2 separate regions of the Homo sapiens genome follow, and region 1 is linked to region 2. Evidence: chromatin contacts called from ENCODE Hi-C or POLR2A ChIA-PET data. All regions are on one chromosome and are shown on one strand. The core of a region is the stretch at or near the end of the contact, and the rest is flanking DNA. Distances in the headings are between cores, read along the strand shown. Region 1 holds the start of SLC35C1 (solute carrier family 35 member C1). Region 2 holds the start of TP53I11 (tumor protein p53 inducible protein 11).

Region 1 (4,197 bases), core at 1-2,500, 850 kb before region 2:
TGTTCTTCACTGCTTCAGTCCCCATGACCACTCTATCCCCCGTGGCCCCAGCTGCCACTCACCGATGATGATACCGCAGGTGAGCAGGGCATAGAAGGAGGTGGTCTGCTTGAGCAGCAGGTAGGAGAGCAGCACGTTGAAGACGGTGGTGAGTGAGCGGCCCACATTGTAGAAGGCCACACCGACGTACTTGAGGCAGAGGTTATTGAAGGTGATCATGCCGATGAAGACCACCGACAGGGGCAGGACGCTGCGGGCCACCCTGAGGTCCAGGCGCAAGCTGGGGAAGTCCACGGCACCAGGGCAGCAGGCGGCCAGAGCGCTGAGGCCTTTGCACAGCAGCGTGGTCACCAGGCACTGGTAGAAGGTGACGAAGATGGGGGTGTCCAGCCGCAGGGAGGGGCTGTCCAGCAGGTACTTATTAAGGAACACCATGGAGATGGAGGTGACCCAGTAGAGGGAGACCACCAGCGCGATCTGCAATGCCCGCAGCAGAAAGGGCTTCTCCCCGTTGGCCTCTGCCTCTGCAGAGGGGTCTGAGGCCCCGGTCAGCGCCATGTGCAGGATCCTGGACCGCTTCAGAGGGGCCCTATTCATGGTAGCAGAGGAGCTGGGTCACCCCGCGGCCAGAACTCTGATTCCCTGGAGTCCAGGGCAGTGAGCTCACTTGTGCTCTCCGCAAGGAAGCCGCAGCCCTCCATTGTCACATGTGGGCTGGCCTAAAGGCCTCCCCATTGTCCTCATGGATTGAGAAGTTCTGCTTTGGGGTGAGCCCAGTTGTGCTGCTCCACAACCTACTCCCACCCCGAGGGGGCTCTGAGACAAGACACAGGGCAAGGGAGAGGAATAGGATAAGGCGGTGAGGCCAGGACAGAGAAGACCTGTGAGGGGAGAAGAGGCTGGGGCCTAACAGGGAGGGGTCGCAGAGAGAAGGGAGGGGAGAGGAATGGCAGGGCGGGGCAGGAGTAGGTACGCGGGGCGAAGGTGCAGGAAAAGGACGCGTGGCAGAGTGGGAAGAGGTGCCGAGAGGGCGTCATGGGCGGCTGTGGGAGGGAGGGGCGGGCAGGGGGAGGGAGGCGTACAGGGAGCTGCCGGAGGCCGGGCGCGGCTGGAGGGAGGGCTGCGGAAGGGTCAGAGGGGCTCGGGGCTTGGGGCTGAAGGACGCGGGAGGGGGCTGGGCCGGCGCCCACGTCTCGCTGCCTTCCCGGGCTCTGTCGCCGGCTCAGCCCAGGAGCCTCCGGACATCCGAGGCCGACTCCCCGGGAGGCGGGCCCTGGACTCACTTCCTGACACGCCCCCACGTGGCCTTAAAGGGCCCGCACGCCCCGCCTTGCCCTTAAAGCGACAGCCCCAGAGAGGCGGAGTTCGCCAGTCCCCAGCCCCGCCCCTGCGCTCCGCTGCCCGCTGCTGGCGGGGGACCTCGGCAGCCACAGGTTTTTCTGGGTGCTTGAGCCTCGCCCTGCTTCCTGGAAGGGCTCCATCAACCTCGCCTGCCCACCCTCAGCTCCGTCCGCCCCGGAGCCTCCGTCCCCCGACTTGGCTAGGCTTGGCTCGCAGGTCCACTTCCCGGAACCCCGACCCAGGACCCGGGCGGCGCTACATCAGCCTGGACCCCTCCACCTCCGGAGACTCGCGTTGCAGCCCCGCGTCCCTCTGCCAATCCGAGCTCACTCTTCCATAACAATGTTGTGGTCCCCTCCTTTCCCCCCATTTTCACCGCCCCCAGGCCCTCTCCCAAGCCCGAGACCCCCGGCAGCGCTCCCCGAGGCCGGAGGCCACGCCGCCTCTCTCGGACTTCAGTTTGTCCTCCCTGTGCTCCTGTCGAGGTCCTCTGGGCGGCCCGGATCCGAGATTCCAAAGGCTCAAGACAGCATCTCTTACCCCTTCCAGAAAATACTGTTTCCCCGGCCGGTCCAGCCGCATCAGCTCCCGCGTCCCTGCCTGTGTCCCCGGGCCGCGAAGGCGACCTGGCGCTCACCTCCTCCGGTGCACTGGGCGCCCGCCCCGCGACCCCGTGCTGCATCTGCAGCGCCGCACCCTGGGCCGCGCCCGCGGGATCGACTTCCTGCTTTCCGCCCCGGGCCCGGGCACCTTGCCAGCCTCGCCGGCCTGTTCGCGGCATGGGCCCCGGGGGTGCCGGCGGAGAGGCGGTGATCCGGACGGTCGTGGGAGGAGGCCCTCTCCTCTTTCCAAGGCTACTCCTGTCCCTGGTACCCCCGCCCGCCCGGGACCCGGCTTCAGTTACCGCAGCTGGCACGTCCCGGGACTTGGCTGTATCCCTGGCCCGCCGCGCTACCGGCTTGCACTTCCAGAAGTGCGTGCGGGGACCGCTCGGATTCTTCCAGCTGGCAGTGAGGGGGAGGGTTCCCCGCCCCTTCCAGGGCCGGGGCCTGGGAAGTCTAGCCTGTGGTCTGCCACTCACCAGGCAGCCGGGGAGACCAGGAGGATCGACTTCTCTTGGTTCGCGCTCTAGCACCTGCGTTGGGCAGGCCACTTTCTCCGACGGCCTGAGTTATCTTCATGGTAAAACTAAGGGGCTAGGCTTGACCTGTGGGTCCCAACCTTCTTGCCCAGAACTCTAGGTGGTATGGTCGAACATAGATGTTTGTAATATTTCAAGCACCATTTAATTAGTGCCATTTAATTAACGGGTAAGATGATGTCATGGCTGGGATTTGTTTTAAAATACTAAGAATACTTACCAAAAATATTTTTTATTTTTATTTATTTATTCTTTTTGGGACGGAGTCTCGCTCCGTCGCCCAGGCTGGAGTGCAGTGGTGCTATTTCAGCTCACTGCAACCTCCGTCTCCCGGGTTCAAGCGATTCTCCTGCCTCAGCCTCCCGAATAGCTGGAATTACAGGCGTCCACCACCACGCCCGGTTATTTTTTGTATTTTTAGTAGAGACCGGGTTTCGCCGTGTTGGCCAGGCTGTTCTCTAACTCCTGACCTCAGGTGATCCGCCGGCCTCGGCCTCCCAAAGTGCTGGGATTACAAGCGTGAGCCACCGTGCCTGACCTCAAAAAGATTTTTTTTAAAAGGTTGATAGATTAAATAAGATAAGCCATTGATAGTTGTAGCTAGGCGTAGATACACAAGGACCCATTATAAGAGTTTCCTTACTTTTGTGTACATTTGCAAATTTCCAGAATAAAAAGGTAAAACCTATATAGTACGCTTAAACTCTCAGATCCTAACTGCACAAACCTTCACTGGAGCTGAGCGCAGCCCTGGGTGGGCTGTAGGGAAATGGGAGGGCTGCAGGCTGCAGTGAAGTAAACAGCTGCCCCACAACGAGCCGGGCCCACACCCTACCCTCTTCCACTAGCCCCGGGTACTAGCACTCCCCTCTTCCTCCTCAAGGAATGAGACTCTGCTTCCTAGTTGTGGGCTGTTCTCCACCTGGAGGATACCATCTGGTTACCTTGTCACTTTTGGAACTAAAATATCCCTTTGGGGAAAGAAAGACTCAAGAGGGACTGAGCTGGTCTCCTCAACCCCACCTGGAGAGTCTACCTCTGGGATTTTCCTTTGAAGCTGTGGGTTTTGGTTCATTAAGAGCAATTCGTATCTGTTCCAGTCTCTCCTCTCTTATGCCCGAGAGTTCACCATGACAAACAATTTAGTGACAGACAGGGCAAACTTGTCCCTGAGAGGCCCTGGTGATCTGGAAGGGCCTTCTCCTTAGCACATTAGCAGGAACTTGTCTGATGACTGCTGCCACCTTGAACTGGAGGGAAGAGATATATCTTGTATATAGGCCAGATGCACTTCGCTGAGAGAGGCCCAGGGGCAGTCAGTGCTGCGTGTGTGGGGGACAGTGTGGGCTCTCTATGGAGGCCAAAGTATACCCCTGTCTCCAATCTCTCACATCATACCTGAAATTCTGTCATTAGTGTCACTCCCTTGGATTAAGGTTGTTAACAGGCCAGTACAGCAAGTTTCCTGGATTCTAATCATTTTATCCCTTATGAGGGAAAGGAGGGGTGGGGATGTTTCTTAGGGGGTCTAAGGCCCCTGGGAATTGTGTACCTTGCATAAATGGTTTGCTTTTGAATTTTCTTTAAGGAATGTTAATTGTTTAAACCATCCACAAAGGGTGAAATTTTAGGTCTTGCCAACAGTGATTATCCAGGGTGTGAATTTGGTGTGAGGTAGAGCATAAGATCATCAACGTGGCAGCTGAAGGGCTGTA
Region 2 (4,389 bases), core at 1,397-3,896:
AGAATGGCATGGACCCAGGAGGCGGAGCTTGCAGTGAGCCGAGATCACGCCACTGCACTCCAGCCTGGGCGACAGAACGAGACTCCATCTCAAAATAAATAAATAAGTAAATAAATAAATGAAAAGTATATAGGGAGGAAGACAATAAGAGCCTCTAATGGGTGCTTTCTGGAGAGCGGATGCAGGGGGTTATGGATAGAGCCAGCTGCTTCTCCCCTGGTCCCCCTCCAAGCACTTTGCCTGTTATCTTGAGCGGTTACTGTTGCTGCTGTTGACTATCTGTGCAGTCATCTACAAGGGGGCTGTGAACTCTCCAAGGACAGGGACACTGTCCTGTTCACCCCTGGGGCCCCAGCACATAGCACCTTGCCTGGCATAAGGGTGAGGCACTGTCAGGATGGCCTCGTTCACAAAGGATGGTGGGGCAGCCTTGGCCCAGCCTGAGCTCCCAGCCTCCCCAGCTTCCCCGTTGATAAGGAGACTGAGAGAATACAGACACCCAGAGGGCAAAGGTTATCCACTCCAAATACCACTTAAGGTGGGAATTCTTCCTCTGCTGTCCTCATCAACCCTTCCCTGGATTCTGCTTGCATGCTGCTAGTGACAGGGCACTCATTCATGACAACTAAGGCAGCCTCTTCCATGTTGGAAAACTTGGAGTGATTGTGACAAAGGCCTCCCACTGATGTATGATCAGGCTGGCTGGGATTACAAGCACAGACCCTGCTGCTAGTCTTTAGGGTTACACCAAGCAGAGCACTGGCAGGTGTCCCCAAGTCTGGGAGGACATTGCACATGAATGACGCTGGGGGCCCTCCCTTCAGCAATCCAGAGCCCTGAGTGCCAGAAAGGCAGAAGAGGGAGTGACAAATGAATTCATCAACCCAGCTTGGCCCAGCTCTGTAAAGGCAGTGAGGTGAGACTGAGTTGTTGCAGAAATTACTATAGAGCCTTGAGTCAGATGGCTCCACCCAACACACCTTAAAAATAATCCTCATCTAGAGTCACATACTTTGATTGATTGATTGATTCATTCATTATTGGCTATCACTGTCTAGGTGTTTGGCTGGGGGCAGTGTCAGTGGCACTGGGGCATCAGAGTTTATCTACCTTAGTAATCAGGACAGTTTATATTCACTGAGCACTTACTATGAACCAAGGACTGTTCTGTTTACTTCCTTGCCAAGGGCACAGACTCTCCTGCCCAATCCCAGCTCTGGTGAGGACAGTGGGAGCCTGCATGGCACAGAGTCCATGCACAGTAAACATGAGCAGCTCCTATTAACTCTAAATCTCTACAGCAACCATAGCCGGTTCTTACTATTGGTTGCTCTAGGTGACTTACTTTGTCCAAGGCCACACAGGCACTAAAAGGCAGAGTCAGGATTTGAACCTAGGTGATCTGGTTCCAGAGCCTGCTCTATTAACCGTTAAGGAACTGGTGCAGACAGAACCGAGACCTGGAGTCAGAATGCCCACCTAGCTAGATGCCTGAGGCAGCCACTCACCTCTTTCTGTCTTATTTACTTGTGAAATGGAGCATGTCATCAGCCTTGCCTTCCTTTTCCCGCAGCCCCCCACCCCGGTTCCTGGCCCACTGTGACCATCAGATCAGATGAAAGAGATCCAGGCATTTCTCTAAGGAGAGCACAGGGTGGTGGGGGTTGGGGTGGGAGAGAGCACATTATTTTCCCACCATAAGGGGTTGAAGGAGCCCAGAATTTGGGGGTGGGGCCTTGTCTGTAGGAGCCTGGTTCTCTCAGGTTGACACGCCACCAGAGAGCCTCCATGACCCCCAACCCTCATCCTCACCCCAGCCCCCCATAGGATGTGTAGAGACAAAAGGTTTGACAACTGTAGCGCCAACAAGCGTCCTAGAGCCCCAGATAAGATCCTAGCCTCCTGACAGCGCAACTGACAGCAGCATCTCTGAGGCTGGATTTTAGGGTGGAGTATGAAGAAGGTGGCCGTAGTGACAGTGGGGTCATGTTATTTGGCCAAGTCACACCAAGCAGGGAGAGAGAAGGGTGGGCCTAGGCTGGAAGCCTGAAGGCTGAGTGAACTCAAACTTTAACGACCATGGCCTGTAAAATGGGACTAAGCACAGCGCCCTTATGGGTTGCTGTGAAAATCAAATGAGTTAATACTTGTAACTCCTTTAGCATATGGTGTCTGGCATCAGAGAGTGCGCAGCAAACGGTGACTATTGTCGTGACTGTGTTATTACACACTTGGGTATCACCGCCAGCCAAAGCAGTCCCTTCCATTTCAGGCACCGGCCTGGGCCCGGGAGACACCGCAAGGCTATTTAAGATGGTGTGGTTTGCCCATCTACGTTGATCGTCCCAAGAAAGGGGCACCGTCTGCAGAACTTGCCAGGAAAGTCATCCTGGGCGGCGCGGGCCACGCCAGGGTCTCCCCGCGCGGCTTCCTCCCCCGGCGCCTTCTCTCGGGCGCGCGTGCGCCCCCTGCAGGCGGCCCCCGGGAGAGCCTCGCGGGGGAGCCGGGAGCCTGGTTTCCCCGCCAACCCCCATCCCGCCCGCCCCGGCGGCCACCCTGGGGGCGAGGCAGCCCGGCGCGTGGGAGGGGACGGCGCGCCATTGGCTTGTGCGCGGAACCGAGAGGAGGGACCAGCGCGGGCCGCCAGACTCGGTAAGCCCCGGCCGCGCAGGGCGCCGCGCGCAGTCCAGCCGGCCCGGCCCTGCCCTGCCCTGCCCTGTCCTGCCCTGCCCTGCCCTGCCCTGCCCTGCACTGCCCGGCCCGGCACGGGCGGCGCGATGTGAGGCGTCCGAGCCCGGAGCCTCCGCCTGGCATCAGCTCCACGTAGCCCAGCGCCGGCACGCGCGAGGCCCGTAAGTTCTGCTCCCCGCCGCCGCTTCCGAGCCGCGGACTTTCCCCTCCCGCCGCCCGCCGCCTGCGCAGCGCAACCCAGCGGGGCTCCTGCGGCCGACGGGACCGCAGAGGGGCGGCCGGGACCCCGCGCGCGCTAACCGGGCGCCCCGGGACATCTCGGCACCCGCTGAGCCCGCTGGGACCCCAGGGGGTCGCCTCCCCAGCTCCCCAAGGCGCCGTCCCGCAGCCCCTTCCGTCTCCCCTGCGCGCTCTCCCCTCGCCGCCCCTCCCTCTGACTCGGTTTCCCCTCTCCCCCGGCTCCGCGGTCGCCCTCCTCCTGGACTGCTTATTTCGTCCTCGGCCACTGCCTCTCGGGCTCGAGCTTTCTGCTTCAGAGCAGGAGAGAAACGGAGCGAAAGCAGTTTCTGTCTCCCCGGGGTCTGACTCGGTCCCCCGCGCTCGGTTCTCTGTCCCCTCCCCCTCCCGCCATTGTTCCCGGCAGGAGGAGTGCGCGGCGCAAACTTGCGAGTTCCCCCAGTCTTTGCCCCCGCAGGGCCGCGGACGGAGGTGGTGGCGGAGTTCCCGCTGCCCACAAGTCTGGCCCGACCTTCTGGGGTGGGGGCCTGGGGGCAGGGGCCCTGGGCCGGAGAACCCGGGGCCGCCTAACGGCTCGGAGCTCACCGCCGGGGGACACCGGCGCTGAGGCCTGGGTCTCAGAAAGTGGGTGAGTGTCTGGAGCGGGGACATCAGGGACAGATTGCAGGGGGAGGGGCGAGGCTGAGAGAGTCCCCCGTCCCCAGGCTGGAAAGGGGCGGGCAGAAACCCAGGCCGCGCCTTAGCCCAGTTAGGGGGTGGGTAGGGGACGCACAGGTGGAGACGCCCCCCACTCTCCCCAAAGTCGCGCGATCTGCAGGAAGGGTACAGTGTGGGGCCACTGGCCGGGCGCTGGGTGGGTTAGGGCCCCTGCCGTGGGCAGAACACTCGCACCTACCCGGGGGAGGCTGTGTGGAGGAAGGGCCAGAACGCCGCGCCCACCCCGGCGCGCCCCGCTGGGCGGGGCGGGGCGGGGCGCTCGCCTTGGGTCCCCTCGCTCTACCTTCCTTCGCCCTGACCCAGTCTCGGGCTTCCGCCTCTTCCTGGAGCCCGGGGGGAGTGGGTTTCTCCGCCGGAGAGATGGAGGCTGGGGCAAGAGCAGCGCGGAGGCCAAGAACCCCCAGGCTCCTCCAAAGCCCAGAGCGGCTGGCCAAGGCCCCCTCACCGCCCCACTACCCTGCACTTCCTGATTGGTTTCTTTCAAACAAACTTCTTGACGGGGCGGGCCTGCGGGGAGAAGTCACCGGGGCTGCCCACCCCAACTATGTGGTCCCTTGGACCTCCACCCCTGACGGCCTGTGGAGAGGGGACCAGGATCTGCGGCCCGCAGATCCCAGGGACGCGGGGGTCGTTTTGTTGCAGAGCCAGGAGGGGGCACTGTCCGCTCCTTAGCCTCAGCCCCAGACTTCGAGAAAGGAGAGAAAAGATTTTTCTTGTTGGGTTGTTAGGAAATAAGACTATTCT

Evidence for each region. Hi-C counts contacts between places; a loop is a spot of excess contacts on that map. ChIA-PET counts read pairs that join two places held with the same protein, here RNA polymerase II (POLR2A). Pooled maps may share reads with other maps.
Region 1: a map of ascending aorta shows a loop between it and region 2 (3-fold over the local background). The contact joins the promoter of SLC35C1 here to the promoter of TP53I11 in region 2. A Hi-C loop is called at or near these places in 1 of 168 maps with a recorded cell type or tissue (ascending aorta) and 5 of 50 pooled maps. POLR2A ChIA-PET finds 5 or more read pairs at or near these places in 1 of 52 experiments (Panc1).

Annotation. Positions count from the first base shown.
Region 1 is chr11:45,802,202-45,806,398 of GRCh38, reverse strand. It overlaps SLC35C1 (solute carrier family 35 member C1), which reads right to left and starts at 1,250. Exons shown (of 2, transcript NM_018389.5): 1 at 63-1,250. The coding sequence starts at 597. RefSeq lists silencers at 996-1,225, 1,956-2,125 and an enhancer at 2,296-2,455.
Region 2 is chr11:44,949,140-44,953,528 of GRCh38, reverse strand. It overlaps TP53I11 (tumor protein p53 inducible protein 11), which reads left to right and starts at 2,646. Exons shown (of 7, transcript NM_006034.5): 1 at 2,646-2,852. RefSeq lists silencers at 2,457-2,716, 2,747-2,876.